Linked DNA regions of Homo sapiens: region 2 is linked to region 1. A link is an interaction called in ENCODE POLR2A ChIA-PET data of the cell type or tissue named here. Cell type or tissue: PC-9. All regions are shown on one strand. Each heading gives the region's core, and the rest is flanking DNA. Links, peaks and the distances in the headings are about the cores only. Region 1 holds the start of B9D2 (B9 domain containing 2). Region 2 has its middle 13 kb from the start of LINC01480.

Region 1 (8,419 bases), core at 233-8,232:
CCCAGCTAATTTTTGTATTTTTAGTAGACACGAGGTTTCATCATGTTGGCCAGGCTGGTCTTGAACCCCTGACCTCGTGATTTGCCCGCCTCAACCTCCCAAAGTGCTGGGATTACAGGCGTGAGCCACCGCGCCCAGCCCCAGAGCAAGATCTTATCTCAAGAAAAAAGAAAGGAGAAAGAAAGAAAGAAAGAGTACTCCTCCTCCTATCAGAATGTTAACGCAATCTTCCCTGCAGCATAGCAAGATGTACTAATGAAACTGTTGTAACATATGTACTGGTCCTGTAGCCTGGAATAAACTCTATAGTTAATCATATTTTCCTTTCTTTTCTTTTTTTTCTTTTTTGAGAGTAGAAGTCTGGCTCTGTCGCCCAGGCTGAAGTGCGGTGGCGTGATCTCGGCTCACTGCAACTGCTGCCTCCCAGGTTCAAGTGATGCTCCTGCCTCAGCTTCCCAAATAGCTGACACCACAGGCATGTGCCACCACACCCATCTAGTTTTGGTATTTTTTAGTAGAGACAGGGTTTCGCTATATGTTGGCCAGGCTGGTCTCGAACTCCTGACCTCAGGGTATCCACTCTCCTTGGCCTCCCAAAGTGCTGGGATTACGGGCATGAACCACCGAATCCGGCCTCAATCATATTTTCTGAATCTCATTATTTATAGTTGACGATAATTTATTTTCTTTTATTTAACATGTATACATGGGAGCCTTCAGAATGAAGACCTCAGCCGGGAGCAGTGGCTCATGCCTGTAATCTCAGCACTTTGGGAGGCCAAGGTGGGCAGATCACCTGAGGTCAGGAGTTTGAGACCTGCCTGGCCAACATGGCGAAACCCCGTCTCTACTAAAAATACAAAAATGAGGCAGGAGGTGCCAGCCAGGTTGTGGAGAGCCTTGTCATGCATGATAAGACTTTGGCTTTTACCCTGAGTGAAATGGGGACCACTGGACGGGTCTGAGCAGATGGGACCTGACTTAGGTGTTCACAGGGTTCCAGCTGCATGTGGGGTGCAAACTAGAGGGGTTGGCAAAGGGGACCCCAGAGACAAGGTCCCTGTCATAGTCCAGGTGATAGATGAACTTGGACAGATCAAGGTGCAGGGCGACAAAGAGGTGAGAAGTGGGATTTAGGGTGTATTTCAAAAGTAGAGGCAGTAAGATTTCCTGATGGACAAAATGGGGGCTTGAGAAAAGAGAATGCAAGGCTGGTGCCACCACTAGGGGACCAGGGGCCCCAAGAGCTGAAAGGTTAGAGCTGTCTACCTCACCCACACAGCATCCAGAAATAAATAAATAAATAAATACATTTTCCCCAGCTCCAGCTTAAAGGACAGAAAGATCATTTAAAAGTGAAACCTCTGCCAGGTGCAGAGGCTCACTCCAGCCTGGGCAACAGAGCAAGATTCTGTCTCAAAAAAAAAAAAAAAAAAAAGTAAATAAATAAAATAAAAAAGAAAATACAAAAAGTAGCTGGGCCCAGGCGAGGTGGCTCATGCCTGTAATCCCAGCACTTTGGGAGGCTGAGGCAGAAGGATCACATGAGGCCAGGAGTTCGAGACCAGCCTGACCAACATGGTGGAACTCCATCTCTACTAAAAGCACAAACATTAGCTAGATATAGTGGTGGGTGCCTGCAATCCCAGCTACTAAGGAGGCTGAGACAGAAGAATTGCTTGAACCTGGGAGGCGGAGGTTGTGGTGAGCAGAGATCATGCCACTGCACTCCAGCCTGGGCGACAGAGGGAGACTCTGTCAAAAAAAAAAAAAAAAAAAAAAACCCGGCCGGTCACGGTGGCTAACGCCTGTAATCCCAGCACTTTGGGAGGCTGAGGCGGGTGGACCACCTGAGGTCAGGAGTTTGAGACCGGTCTGGCCAATATGGTGAAAACCCGTCTCTACTAAAAATACAAAAATTAGCTGGGTGTGGTGGTGCACGCCTGTAGTCCCAGCTACTCGGGAGGCTGAGGCAGGAGAATCTCTTGAACCCGGGAGGCAGAGATTGCAGTGAGCTGGGATCGCACCACTGCACTCCAGCCTGGATGACAGGGGGAGACGCCATCTCAAAAAGTAAAAAACCAAAATTATAACGAGGGTACAACATTTCAATAGGATAACATTTATATTAAACAATTCAATGGAATACTTCACTAGTTGATATATGCATTATTAATGGGGTCTCCCTATATTCGAACTTCTGGCCTCAAGAGCTCTTCCCGCCTCAGCCTTCCAAAGGGCTGGGATTACAGTTATGAGCCACCGCGCCTAGCCAATGGTAGCTTGTAAATACTTTGTATCTATTGGCCTGGCTGGGTGGCTCACGCCTGTAATCCCGGCAGTTTGGGAGGGAGAACTGGGAGGATAGCTAGAGCCCAGGAGGTCAAGACAAGACTGGGCAACATAGCAACATAGCAGGACTCCATCTCTTAAAAAAAAAAAAAAGAATTAGCCAGCCGTGGTGGTGCATGTCTGTGATACCAGCTACATGGGAGGCTGAGGTAGGAGGATCCCTTGAACCCAGGAGTTAAGAGGCTGCAATGAGCTGTGATCGAGCCACCGTACTCCAGCCTGGGTGACAGAGTGAGACCCTTTTAAGGAGCCTTGATGGGACCTGATGACTGGCTTGATGTGGGAAATGATGGCATCTAGGATGGCATCCAGGGACAACATCTCCATTTCTTGATTGATAAATCAATCAATAGGAAAGAGGATTTTCTGCAAATAAGGGAATCTTAGTTCCTCATTTCTCTTCGCTACCCCAACCGCTCCTTGCTCAGAATCAAGCAGTAACAGTGAACTTGGTAGTAGCTCCGAGAAGGAAGTTGGACTTATCCAACTTCCTTCCTTCCTTGTCCTTGAGAAACCTAGGGGAACTCTAAAACGGAAGCAGAACCCACTCCCCAACTTCTCCACTCTCTGAATGAGGAGTGATTTTTTTGCTTTGTTTTCCAGTTACAAGGCCGGGGATGTACACGAGGTCCTGGAAGGAATTCCCCCTTGGTCCTGGTTCAATCTCTGATTTGTGATCCCGGACCACAGAGAGCTCTTCGGTGGGGTAGGCGCAGCACGGAGCAGTTAGGGATTTGCTTTTTTGGTAAAGAAGGTATCTGGGAGAAACTGCACTCAAACTTCCTCAGCCACACTCAACATGGCAGCTTCCTAGCCACGCCCAAAATGGCGGAACCCTTTGCCGTAGCTGGAGAGACGCTATTTTCCCAAAATGGAGCGGAGGAGGAAAATGTCCATCACAGCTTCACCCCGCCCCCCGCAGACGGCTAGCACCAATTAGTAGCGCGCAGAGCGAGTACAAAGCTAGGGGAGGAGCCTGCTGTTGCCCCAGCAACAACCACGGAAACCAAGACGAGCGCGGTCGCGGAAGTATCGCGGCTTACATATCTCGCAGCCAGGCGGGTCCTGGGAGAGGCGCGAGCCAGGCCTGGTCGGCGCCCGCGGAGAAAAGAAGCAGTCAAGCCCATGAACTACAACCCCGGTTGCCGCTTTCTCCTCTCCTAACCGTTAAGTGCGCTAAGGTAGGAATGACGCATGCGCTGCGCTTAGAGGCGGGGTTAAGTCGGACCTGAACTCATAACGCATGCGCCTTATGGAGCTTGCTGGGGGAGGGAAGCGGGGTGGCTGGCGTGACGCGGAAGGCGGGTCTTTTGCGCTCGTGGGCGGAGCCATAGCCCCTTCGGGCGGGGCTTTCCGCCGACCTGAACCCGAAAAGGTTATTTTGGACTTCCCAGAGTTAAATGCTGGTTCCCCAGACAAGGGTCCCCCCATTTTTTCCAGGCTTTCATGGGTTGGCAATTAGGATCTGTGGTCAAGACCTCAGCCTCAGGGGTGTGACGAAGCTAGCTTGGAATCCTAGTACTACCCTTTACTTGCTGGGCCTCAGTTTCCCCCCCGTCAAATGGAGATAATACACTTACCTCACAGGGTTGTGATTATATTTTTCCCCTCCCAGGGCCATGGCTGAGGTGCACGTGATCGGGCAGATCATAGGGGCCAGCGGTTTCTCGGAAAGTAGCCTCTTCTGCAAGTGGGGCATTCACACAGGTATTCCCCCAAGCCTGGTTCATTTCCACACCAAGACCCCTAGCCTAGAGGCTACATGCTCCTTCCTCCACCCCTTAACGCAGACTCTTAACCTCATTTCCATCAGTTCTCAGTACTCCAGGCCCAGCCCACACCCTGTCCACATGAGTCTCAAGCTCCCATCTTTGTGTGTGTGAGGGGTGGGATACAGACAGGGTCTCTCTCTGCGCCCGGGCTGGAGTAAGGTGGTGTGATCATAGCTCAGTGCAGCCTCGAACTCTCGGGCTCTAGTGATCCTCCCGCCTCAGCCTCCTGAGAAGCTGGGACTACAGACACGCACCACCAAATCTGGCTAATTTTTTTTATTTTTTGTAGAGACAGGGTCTCGCTATGTTGCCCAGGCTGGTCTCGAACTCCTGCGCTCAAACAGGCCACCCACTTCAGCCTCTCAAAGTGCTAGGATTAAAAACGTGAGCCGCCACGTCCCAGGAAAGTAATTTTGTTCATGCTTCCCCAACTGAGGCCCTATAGAGTCATGGTATAGTGTAATGGTTAGGGTCATGGGCTGCCAGATCTGCATTTAAATATTAACTCCCCCACCTATTAATTGGAGACCTTTGGACTCGACCACTTTGAGCCTCAGTTTCCTTGTTTCAAAGTGAAGCTAATAGTAGCTAAGAAGCAGCACAGGTTTGAGGTTAAGAGCACAGACTGCCTGGGTTCAAAACCAGTTATTGCTTGTTAAGGCACCCTTGGGCTGATTATGTGAACTTGGGCACTTCTCTTCACCTCGACTTCCTTGTTTGTACAATGAGAGTCATAGAAATATTTACCTGTTGAAGTTGTCATGAGTACTAAACGAGTATCAACAGCACTTAGAATAGGAATAGGGCTGGAATAGGAAGTGCTCATTCAGTGTTTGCCTGGCTTATACAAGACTTTGATGGGGTCTTGTTTGTAAAGCCTGGGGTATGTTGTTGCGTGGCACAGATGAATGTCTATGAAACAGATGTGGCCATTTGGCATTATCATGTCTTCAGGCCTGAGTCCTAGTCCCTTTTTTTTTTTTTTTTTTTTTTTTGAGACTCGTTCTGTTTCCCAGGCTGTAGTGCAGTGGTGCAATCTAGCTCAGCCTTCCAGGTTCATGCCATTCTCCTGCCTCAGCCTCCTGCATAGCTGGGACTACAGGCGCTCGCCACCATGCCCGGCTATTTTTTTTTTTTTTGTATTTTTAGTAGAGATGGGGTTTCACTGTGTTAGCCAGGATGGTCTCGATCTCCTGACCTTGTGATCTGCCCATCTCGGCCTCCCAAAGTGCTGGGATTACAGGCGTGAGCCACTGCGCCTGGCCCTTTTTTTTTTTTTTTTTTTTTTGAGACAGAGTCTCACTCTGTAGCCAAGCTAGAGTGCAGTGGCACGATCTCGGCTCACTGCAATCTCTGCCTCCTGGGTTCAAGCGATTCTCCTATGTCAGCCTCCCGAGTGGCTGGGACTACAGGCACCCGCTACCATACCCAGCTAATTTTTGTATTTTTAGTAGAGATGGGGTTTCACCATGTCGGCCAGGCTGGTCTTGAACTCCTGGCCTTAAGTGATCCGCCTGCGTAGGCCTTCCAAAGTGCTGGGATTACAGGCGTGAGCCACTGCGCCTGGCCCTTTTTTTTTTGAGACAGAGTCTCACTCTGTAGCCAAGCTAGAGTGCAGTGGCACGATCTCGGCTCACTGCAATCTCTGCCTCCTGGGTTCAAGCGATTCTCCTATGTCAGCCTCCCGAGTGGCTGGGACTACAGGCACCCGCTACCATACCCAGCTAATTTTTGTATTTTTAGTAGAGATGGGGTTTCACCATGTCGGCCAGGCTGGTCTCGAACTCCTGGCCTTAAGTGATCCGCCTGCGTAGGCCTTCCAAAGTGCTGGGATTACAGGTGTGAGCCACTGCGCCTGGCCCCTGGGTCCTTTTTGATTCTACAGGTAAGTGAGGTGGAAGTTGAAATTCCCAGGAAATCGGAACCCTCCAGCTGATGGATGAGGGGCAGGCTCTGGAGTCAGACTTGGTTTCCAGGTTGGACCACTCACCTTCTCTGTGACCCTGGGCAGAGGCTGTCCCCTCTTGGAGCCTCAGTTTCCTCATTTGTTCTTCATAGGGCTGTTGGGAAATCTTGCTTTTAAGGAGCCTGACGCAGGGCCTGGTGCTTCCCTCAACTCAGCCCAGAAGGGAGTAATGACTAACCTGATTTTTATTATTTCAGGGAGTTGCTGGGGATGTTGATCCAGCCAAGAATACTGAGGCAGTTGGATGAAAGGCTTGGGCTCTGCAGTTAGAGCTGAGTCTGAATCCAGTCCCATGATGGGACCTTGGTCTGCTATAGTCACTGCTATGTCACCAGCATGGAAAACAGTGCTTGGCACATAGCAGGTGCTGAATAAATGTTCATGAACTCACCTTCTCAGAGCCTGTTTCTTTACCTGTTAAATGGGGATTATATTAGCTCCCACCTCCTAGGATCACTTATTTGTCCAAGAAACATTTATTGAGCACCTTCTGTATACCAAGAGCTGGGTTTGTGGTCTTGGGGATCCAGCAGTGTGCAAGGTCCCTGTTTTCCTGGGCCATACAGTAGGGGAGACAGAAAATAAATAAGCAGGCCAGGCGCGGTGGCTCATGCCTGTAATCCCAGCACTTTGGGAGTCCGAGGCGGGCAGATCACCTGAGGTCAGGAGTTTGAGACCAGCCTGGCTAACATGGTAAAACCCCATTTCTACTAAAAATACAAAAAAAATTAGCTGGGCATGGCGGCGTGTGCCTGTAATCCCAGCTACTCGAGAGGCTGAGGCAGGAGAATCGCTTGAACCCAGGAGGCGGAGGTTGCAGTGAGCCGAGATGGTGCCATTGCACTCCAGCTTGGGCAACAAGAGCAAAAGTCTGTCTCAAAAAAAAATAAATAAAATAAAATAAATAAACAGATAAACGAGTGCAGTTGGGTGTGGTGACTCACCCCTGTAATGCCAGCACTTTGGGAGACTGGAGCAGGAGGATCACTTGAGCCCAGGAGTTTGAGACCAGCCTGGGCAACATAGTGAGACCCCCGTCTCTACAAATAAATAAAAAATTAGCAAAGCATAGTGCTGTGTGCCTGTCGTCCCAACTACTTGGGAGGTTGAGGTGGGAGGATTGCTTGATCCTGGGAGGTCAAGGTTGTAGTGAGCTGTGATTGTGCCACTGCACTCCAGCCTGGGTGACAGAGGGAGATCTTGTCTCCCCCCACCCCCCCAAAAAAAGAAAGGAGCACCGTGATTCCAGACAGTGGTAAGTGCTAGGATGAAAAGAAATGATGTGGCAGGGACTAGTGTTTGGTGAAGAGGGTCAGGGAGAACCCCTCTGTGGAAGTGGCACTTGAGCTGGGCCCTGAAGGATGAAAACAAAAGCTAGGGATGGGGACACCCAGGAGCAGAGCTTTCTAGGCAGAGGGAACAGCCAGTGCAAAGGCCCTGAGGTGGGGAGTCAGAAGTGGGACAGTGAGGCCAGAGGGTGATGAGGGAGGGGGAGAGTGATGGGAGATGAACTCAGGGAGGGGAGCAAGAGCCAGGCCACGTGGGCCATGGTGGAGGGTCTGTAAACTGGGGGGTGAGGAGGGGATTAAGAGTCCTAGAGGGTGGATTAAATGAATGGATGCTTAAAGTACTTAGCATAGCATCTGGGATTTAGTTAGTACTCGGTGCATTTTCTTTTTTTCTTTTCTTTTTTTTTTTAGATGGAATTTCGCTCTTGTTGCCCAGGCTGGAGTGCAATGGGACCATCTTGGCTCACTGCAACCTCCGCCTCCTGGGTTCAAGTGATTCTCCTGCCTCAGCCTCCTGAGTAGCTGGGACTATGGGCGTGCGCCACCACACCCAGCTAATTTTTGTATTTTTTTAGTAGAGATAGGGTTTCAGAATGTTGGCCAGGATGGTCTCGATCTCTTGACCTTGTGATCTGCCTGCCTTAGTCTCCCAAAGTGCTGGGATTACAGACGTGGCTAATTTTGTGGGTGTGTGTGTGTGTGTTTTTAGTAGAGACAGAGTTTTACCATTTTGGCCAGGCTGGTCTCGAACCCCTGACCTCAAGTGATCCACCTGCCTTGGCTTCCCAAAGTGCTAGGATTACAGATGTGAGCCACTGCGCCCATCCTAATTTTTGTATTTTTAGTAGAGATGGGATTTCGCCATGTTGGCCGGGCTGGTCTCAAACTCCTGACCTCAGGTGATCAGCCCGCCTCAGCCTCCCAAAGTGCTGAGATTACAGGCGTGAGTCACTGCGCCTGGCTTGTTTGTTCATTTTTTGAGATGGAGTCTCACTGTGTCACACCAGCTGGAGTGCAGTGGTGCAATCTCGGCTCACTGC
Region 2 (8,419 bases), core at 91-8,090, 190 kb before region 1:
TTCTTTCCCTTTTTCCCCATTTTTCTTAATTGGAAATCACTGAAACCTAAGCTGTGCTTTCTTAAAGCCCTGTGAACTGAAGACTAGACAACCGAAACTTCTGAAGGAAGTAGCAGCAACCTATTTATATGTGTTGCTGTTGCCTACTATTATGTTTTAGCAGGTGCTGCCTCTACACCCCCGAAACAGAGAGTGCTACTGGGAACAAATCGACTTTTTCCACTCCAGTGCTGCATTCGGTGCCCCATAACGATGACCCCCTCTCAGCAGGAAGTAGCCAGAAAGATTACAATGCTCCATCTCCCTATGATTCTTGTGATAAATAAATATACAAGCATGATAGAAATCATGCGCAAATTGACAGTGGGGATTGTGGCAGGCCAGATTTCACTAATGGAGGTCCCCATCACAACTACTTCAGTACTGACTGAGTGGTTAAGTTCAGTATCAAAAGCTGAAAGTGCCAGCGCCTTTCTACAAAGGCTAGAATGTAACAAAAGCCCACCAAGGGTTTTACCTAGGCCTTTCCTGGGCCTTACAGCATGACAAAACAAAGAAGGAATTCTTAACCAGACCTGTTTAGGATTAAACAAATTTAATTGGGGGTCTGAAGAAACTCGCCAGGCCTCCACAAACAAGTTCATTGGGGGTCTAAAGGAACCCCCCCCAAACCTCTGTGATTGAGCAGGAGACAAGGTCAGGGTAATAGCCCCAGCACCTGGACTCATTTAGATTTAAGTAAATGTACTGAGGCTCCAGAGAAAGGTCTCCAAGACTTAGACTAGAGTTACAGATTAAAAGAAGTTAATCACTTATATCTTTAGATAAATGCACACTGACACGTAGACATACATCTTAGAAAATATATAAGCTCTGGAAAACCTTGTAATTTACAGTTGGTCTGGAGATATTTTCTGGGCCTTCTCTCTGTAACCGGTTCCAGAAATAAAAAACTCTCTTCCTCCCCAGTTTATCTGCATCTCGTTATTGGGCCGTGAGAAATAGCAGCCAGACCCTGAGTTTGGTCTGGGAACACACTGGCTGGGCTTCCTGCCTGGCGGTAGAGCTTCACTGTCCTCCTTCCCAGCCAAAATGTGGCCCTTGAAGGCTTCCTCCCCAACTGACCGGTTTTGGGTTCTAGGTACTCAGGGAACACCGTCTTCAAGGAGGCCATTTTCATACTGTTCCTGGTTTGATTTTTCTGAAATTAGGAAATGCCCCTTGAGGCATCCAGGATTGTCTTTATTTCCCCTGAAGCTTCCCCTCCTGAAGAAAAAAGTTCTCAAACACCCTCAGGACTCAAACCCCAAGTTCACCCTGTGAAACATTCCCATTTCCTAAACCCAGGCAGGCTCATGGCCCTCAGCCTCTCAGACCCCATGGAAACCTCCTCCCCCACTTCACGGGTTCTCTCCATATTGAGAGCCTCCCCTGCTCGGCACACAACCCAGAGACTCACCCCAACATGTGTAGCAAATCACCCTGGAAACAATCATGGCTGAACGTGGTAGCCCATGCCTGTAATCCCAGCACTTTGGGAGGCCCAGGAGGTGGATCACCTGAGGTCGGGAGTTCGAGACCAGCGAGGCCAACATGGTGAAACCTCGACTCTACTAAAAATACAAAGTTCACTGGGCATTGTGGTGTGTACCTGTAATCTCAACTACTCAGGAGGCTGAGGCAGGAGAATCACTTAAACCTGGGAGACAGAGATTGCAGCGAGCCAAGATCGCACCATTACACTCCAGCCTGGGCAAGAAGAGTGAAACTACATCTAAAAAAAAAAAAAAAAAGGAAAAGGAAAAGAAAAAAAAAATCATGAGGCAACATTGCATTTAACAATATTTTATTTATCAAAAGACACTTGTCTTTCTCAGGTAAGTGAAGGTCTAGAGATGAAACGAGTCCCGATGTAAATTGCCCCATGGGCATTGCTGAGATCACAAGATCATCACTGCAGCATGCAGCACAATAGTAAATTTCTCAGGATGGAAGTTCAACAATCCAAAAGGTAGTATTTTTTTTCATGATGCTCAGTCCATCATACGAAATAAAAATAAATTCCTTTTCATGATCATCCATTCAGTAGAAAAAATGATAGTAAATTTGTTCTCATGAAGATTTTTACCGTAACATATAGGATTTATCGTTATTATTATTATTCTTTGTTTTTTGTTTTTTTGAAGCGGAGTCTCACTCTGTTACCCAGTCTGGAGTGCAGTCGTGCGATCTGGGCACACTATTAACCTCCACCTCCAGGGTTCAAGCATTTCTCCTGCCTCAGCTTCCCGAGTAGCTGGGATTACAGGCATGCGCCACCACACCCGGCTAATTTTCGTATTTTTACTAGAGATGGGGTTTCACCGCATTGGTCGAGCTGGATTTGAGCTCCGGACCTCGGGTCATCCGCCCATCTCAGCCTCCCAAAGTGCTGGGATTACAGGCGTGAGCCACCGCGCCCGGCCTCAATTTATCATTATTCACGCATCCACAAACTGGGTTCTTATATTTTGTACGTGATTTTTTCCATTGAGGAGAGATATCTGTGCATATTCATGCTGCTCATATTTCATCCACAAACTCGGTTCATATTTCATCCACAAACATAATTTTTTCCGTTGAGAAGAGATACTTGTACATATTTATGCTGTTCAAATTCACATTTCATCATTCTTTTACAAGAAATAGATAATGTATTTTAAGGTTTTCCAGTGGTATTACAGATATTTTACTGGGTGTATAGATAGAAATTAAACCAAACTTCTTTGTTCTGGCCGCCAGTCATGCATCCTGTTTTCAACATAGTTCACATACAACTGGTTGTGTAAAAATGAAATTATTTTGTTTAGTACAATCATCAACAGTTGGTTGATTAGATTTTTAATTATCAAGTTAATCATTGTCATTATGCTTCTCATCGCACTCGTCATTAATTGCTGTGGGAGGAAATTTGTTATGTTCCCTATGAGAGGGTGTATCACAAATTCAAATAAGAATTCAACGACAATGGACTGTATAAAGGAAATAAGCAAGTCCATGGAAAACATATTTTTTTCCGGAAAGGATTAAAATATTTTTAAAAAGGAATTAAAAAAAAATTGGGCACGGTGGCAAATGCCTAGAGTCCCAGCTGCTCAGGAGATGGAGACAGAAGGATTGCTTGAGCCCAGGAATAAGTTGGAGGCTGTAGTGAACAGTGATTCCACCACTGTACTCCAGCCAGGGCAATAGAGGGAAACCCTCTTTCTAAAAAGACAAAAAGAAACAAAACAAAACAAAAAAACACCACATCAAAAAACCCAACAACAAAATGAAAAACCAAATAACAGCAATACAATTGGAGCTATTCGATCCAAAGAAGTAAATGAAACATAAAGCAAATAAAAGAGAAAAGCTAATACCTGTGTCCTGCAGGACTCAGTCCAAGTTCTGCTCTGACTCCCTCCTGGTGAGCCACCCCTTAAAAAGTCACTTGGGGCGGGGTTACTTTGACAGACAGTCTTCTGTCAAAGAGGGAGGCGGTAAATAGCACTTTTTTTTTTTTAATTTAACGCCTTTCCAACAAATTAGCGGCTATGTTGTCTAAGAGTGCAAATGTCAGAGGTGGGTACAGGCAGCAAGACCCTCCCCACAGGGGCAGCAGAAGGAGGAATGACTAAGGGAACAAGACTTTAGTGTGCTCAACTACACAGGACAGGAAACAGATGCTTTTTACAAAAGCTGGTGGACTTGAAGGCAGAATATTTTCAAGTTCCTGTAACTGCGAACTATGACCTGTAGCCTGTGAGAGTGACTTTCTGTGGCAAAGGAGCTTTTGTGAATGTGAGGAAGTTAATTATCTTAACAGTGGGAGGTTCTCCCGGCTTATCTAGCTAGACCCTCGTGAAATCCCAAGTGTCCTTAGGAAGGGGAAGCAGAGAGAGATTTGAGTCCAGAAGAGGAAGAAGGTGATGTGAGGCCCAGTAGGGGAACAAAGGGCGATGGCATGTAAACACTTAGCCCCCAGAAGTGGGAGAGGGCTGGGGTTCATCACACCAGAATCCCTAACAATCAGCCTTATTTTAATTACCCTTGAAATGGAAGGAGGCCTTAGAGAGCCAGAGGCTTGGAGGGGCACCCTCTGCTGCATACACAGATCCCAACTGCTGTGGGCTCCAAATAATTGCACCAGGGAAATCACAAATTATCAAAAATAAAGGATGTAAAGCTTTTAAAAAATATTAAAAGCCCAACAAATAAAAAAAGTTCTAAATCTATAAAATTGACCTCAGTCTGTATATTTAGATGAGTCATGTGTATATAGCGTTTCACTTCAAAATATATGATAAATCTCTCATTCATTGGCTTAAAAATAAACACTTCAATCAAGTCTTTATCAGAAAAATTGAAACGTTAACTCAATTGCCTTTTAGTTCATGTGACTTTACAAAACTTAAAACAATAAAGTCAGTTTTAAAAATTATTAGTAAAGTAAAAGAAAAATATCTTCACAATGTAGACATTTTGTCCACATGAGACATGTGAAATATTGCCATTACTAAATATTTGCAGGTCAAAAACTGTTTCCAAAACATTTTAAATAATCATCTGGCCTGTCTGTTTTAGAGCATTCAATTCTAGCTGAGGTCTGGGGACATGTGAAAGGAGCCACGGCCCGACTCCGTGCTGGGAAGAGTCAGACATTTTCCACAGCTCTGTCCTTTGCTGTGGGCTCTGCAACTCCTACCAATTAAAATTGCTTACGTTTTTGTTTTATTTTTACTAAAGAGGGGTTCCTAAAAGCTAACATTATACTGAGTATATGTAACTAAAACTACTAAGAAAACAATTTCACAATTATACAAATGTGCCAAGTAAATGAAAAAATAAACTGTATTTTAATAAAGGTTATAAAAAGAAAAACATATAGTGGTGTGAGGACTGTCTCAGGTCTTCACTGAGCAAGGGATCATGACATTCTATGGCGGACAGCTGACCTTGGCTTTCTGCTCCTCTTGATTATGTCTACTAAGTGACATACTTACTCTTTTTCCACCTGTCTTGCCTCTAAGGGTAACAGGTTTTATGAGATCCCTCCTAGTGCTTTGCAGGTCAGCCTCCCTTTGCTGCATTCCAATTTTACTGCCTATACCCTCCAGCTGGCTTTTGATGACAAAAGTCCTGGTCCCAGCCATTCTCAGATTCTGTCATCCCCGTGGGCACTATGGAGCTCAGCACTATGGGAGGTTCCCCAAAAATCTCGTTTTCTATGAGGAATGGCCACCACCTGCATCTCAGTGATGCTAGTGACCCCTTTCCTACTCCTGTGCTCACTGGTCCTCATGAAGATCCTGGTTGGTCTGTAGCCCCCTATTTTTCCTATTAAAGAGAAATTACAGTAAGACCAATTTGTGTGCAAAATCAATTTTAGGCTTATTACACTTGGCCTGATAATTTGCATAAAATGCAGCAAGAATTCATCGGCCATATAGGCTACTTTTGAGTTAATTTTCCTGGGTTTTTACCTAAAAATATACTATTTTGGTTAGAGTCTTGTGAAAATAACCAATGTGTTCAATTGTTTTATTTTAAAAGGCTCTTACTGAACACTATAAATATGTATAAGTTGAATATACAAACTATATTGTCATAAAATCACAACCCAAAATGTGGAGAACGCAGAGGGAAAGGTAAATTTGCTCGCAAAAACATACTTCACCCAAATAACTGGAAAAAAAAAAAGACTTTCATGACCCTTCTTTAACCAGAGCAGCAGCTTTCAAACAAGATGTTTGCCTTGGAAATGCCATTCACAAGCCAAACGGCCCTTGAGAGCTGTCTGTCAGGCACTGTAGAATCTAGCAGCTCCTCACAGAGTTAGAAATAGTTTCAGGAAAGAGATTCCCTGCTTTTAGTAACTGCACTTTATATTCCCAGATAGCGAGATTGTATGTAAACCATTTTTATCTTATTCTGGAACTCTTTTGGGTACTTTTTTTTTTTTTTTAAATGATGGAGTCTGGCTCTGTTGCTCAGGCTGGGGTGTAGTGGTGCGATTTCAGGGTATGAGAAAATGCAGCTGGACCTGGCTCTTTCCAGGAAGACCCTCACAGCCAAGGAGTCCAAAGCCTGGGGTTTTCATCTAATTCCAGTGTGACTGGGGTAGGAGCAGCTTTGGTGCTGGGTGTGTGTGTGTGTGTGTGTGTGTGTGTGTCTATGCCTGTGTCTGTTTAGGGTGTTAGGCTCGTGGTTGTCTAGATACAAATGTCCCAGGGCTCAGGAGCCCCAGGGTTATGTCAGGGGCACCAGATGAAGGTGTCAACAGAAGTTAGGGCACAAGGGACAAAGGTGAGAGCAAGGTTAGATTCATTTAGGTGCAAGAAATCATAGAGGGAGGAGGGAGAGGAAGGCCTCCTGCTACCACCGAGGAAGAAGCGCAGCTTAAGGCAGAAAGCCTGTCCGGAGAGGAAGTGAGTTTGAGGGCAGGGCTCTCTGGGTAAAGTACGGTCTGGGACACCAGCCTGGGGGAAGGGTACAGAATGCAGAGTGGCCTGGCGTGGGGACTAAGAACAGAGGAGAGCAGCTTTCACTGGGAGGGTCAGTGTTTTCAGTGTCCAGCACTGAGCAAGGTGAGATTTGGGCAGCTTGCTGTGAAATAAGGTCAGGCTCTGGCATTGTCCCCATTGCGTGTGTGTGTGAGGGGCACTTTGGGAGAGTGAACTCTCCACCTCCATCCTCTCATACGTCCTTCAACCGAGCTTGCCAGTTACCCTGATTCCAAGGAGATCTATTTATTGTTGACAATACTGGATCCTAGCAGAGGCTGGGTAGGAGCCTGGGCACAAGCAAGTGGAGGAGGGGGCCTGGGCCTGAAAGACCTGGGAGGTTTGAGAGAGGACACAGCCCACAGAATGGAGCAGATGGGGTAGAGTCGGCAAGCATTCAGGGCTCCTAGTAAGTTGGACAATGGAGACCCTGAAAGATCCAGTAAAACGGGGAGAACAAACAGGTCCCCAACTCACATCCTTGCAGTGCCTGGAGCTTCAGACTCCAGACAGGTGGGGAAGGAAAATTGAGGGATGTGAACATGTTGGAGAATGTCGTGCCCTGAAGAATGAAGAAAAGGGGGGTGAGGAATGAGAGCAGGAACGGCTTCCAGTGCCTGGTGCCCAGGAGAACTCAGAAAATGGGTGTGGTGGAGAGGAATCGAGGAACCGGAAGTGGTGGAAGTGTGCAGGGCCCCTCCGAGATCACTGTGACTGCCAGGCGTCCTCCCTGGCTGGAGAGCTTCACTGTCCTCCTTCCCAGCCAAAATGTGTCCCTTGAAAGCTTCCTCCCCAATGGACTGGTTCTGGGTCCTATATATTTGAAGGGGTGGCCTGCCTCTCCACACCTGTGGGTATTTCTAGTTGGGTGGGAGGAGAGACAGAGAAAAGAAATAAGACACAGAGACAAAGTATAAAGAAACAACAGTGGGTCCAGGGGACCAGCACTCAGCACACCAAGGGCCTGCACCGGCACCGGCCTCTGAGTTTCCTCAGTTTTTATTGATTATTATTTTCATTATTTCAGCAAAAAGGAATGTAGTAGGAGAGCAGGGTGATAATAAGGAGAAGGTCAATGAAAAACATGTGAGCAAAAGAATCTATATCATAATTAAGTTCAAGGGAAAGTACTATGCCTGGACGTGCACTCAGGCCAGATTTATGTTTCTCTCCACCCAAACATCTCAGTGGAGTAAAGAATAACAAGGCAGTATTACTGCAAACATGTCTCACCTCCCGCCACAGGGCAGCTTTTCTCCTATCTCAGAGTTGAACAAATGTACAATTGGGTTTTACACCGAGACATTCAGTTCTGAGGGGCAAGCAGGAGACAGTGGCCTTCCTCCATCTCGACTGCAAGAGGCTTTCCTCTTTTACTAATCCACCTCAGCACAGACCCTTTATGGGTGTTGGGCTGGGGGACAGTCAGGTCCTTCTCATCCCATGAGGCCATATTTCAGACTATCACATGGGGAGAAACCTTGGACAATACCCCGCTTTCAAGGGCAGAGGTCCCTGCGGCTTTCCACAGTGTATTGTGCCCCTGGTTTATTGAGACTAGAGAATGGCAATGACCTTTACCAAGTATACTGCTTGTAAATATTTTGTTAACAAGGCACATCCTGCACAGCCCTAGGTCCCTTAAACCTTGATTTCATACAACACATGTTTTTGTGAGCTCCAAGTTGGGTCAAAGTGGCTGGGTCAAAGTGGCTGGGGCAAAGCTACAAATTAACAACATCTCAGCAAAGCCATTGTTCAAAGTACAGGTCTTTTTCAAAATGGAGTCTCTTATGTCTTTCCTTTCTACATGGACACAGTGACAGTCTGATCTCTCTTTCCTTTCCCTACATATATTCATGGACCACAGTCTTCAAGGAGTCCATTTCCTCACT

The links. ChIA-PET counts read pairs that join two places held together with the same protein. Peaks named below come from ENCODE experiments on the same cell type or tissue, not always from the same donor. Only the 100,000 strongest peaks of a DNase experiment are listed, where the experiment ranks them.
Region 2: POLR2A ChIA-PET joins it to region 1 with 17 read pairs; 8 of 35 experiments call an interaction of 5 or more read pairs at or near these places.

Annotation. Positions count from the first base shown.
Region 1 is chr19:41,359,072-41,367,490 of GRCh38, reverse strand. It overlaps B9D2 (B9 domain containing 2), which reads left to right and starts at 3,342. Exons shown (of 4, transcript NM_030578.4): 1 at 3,342-3,533; 2 at 3,968-4,059. The coding sequence starts at 3,972. It also overlaps a transcript of TMEM91 not described here. RefSeq lists an enhancer at 3,367-3,486. In PC-9, for the core only: a CTCF peak has its summit at 895; DNase peaks (open chromatin) are centred at 3,260, 3,560 and 4,860; H3K4me3 peaks cover 2,177 bases; H3K27ac peaks cover 1,561 bases.
Region 2 is chr19:41,544,535-41,552,953 of GRCh38, reverse strand. It overlaps a transcript of CEACAM21 not described here. Among named protein-coding and RNA genes, the nearest start is that of LINC01480, 13 kb to the right of the region's middle. In PC-9, for the core only: no CTCF peak of the experiment used is centred there; no DNase peak of the experiment used is centred there; H3K27me3 peaks cover 7,808 bases.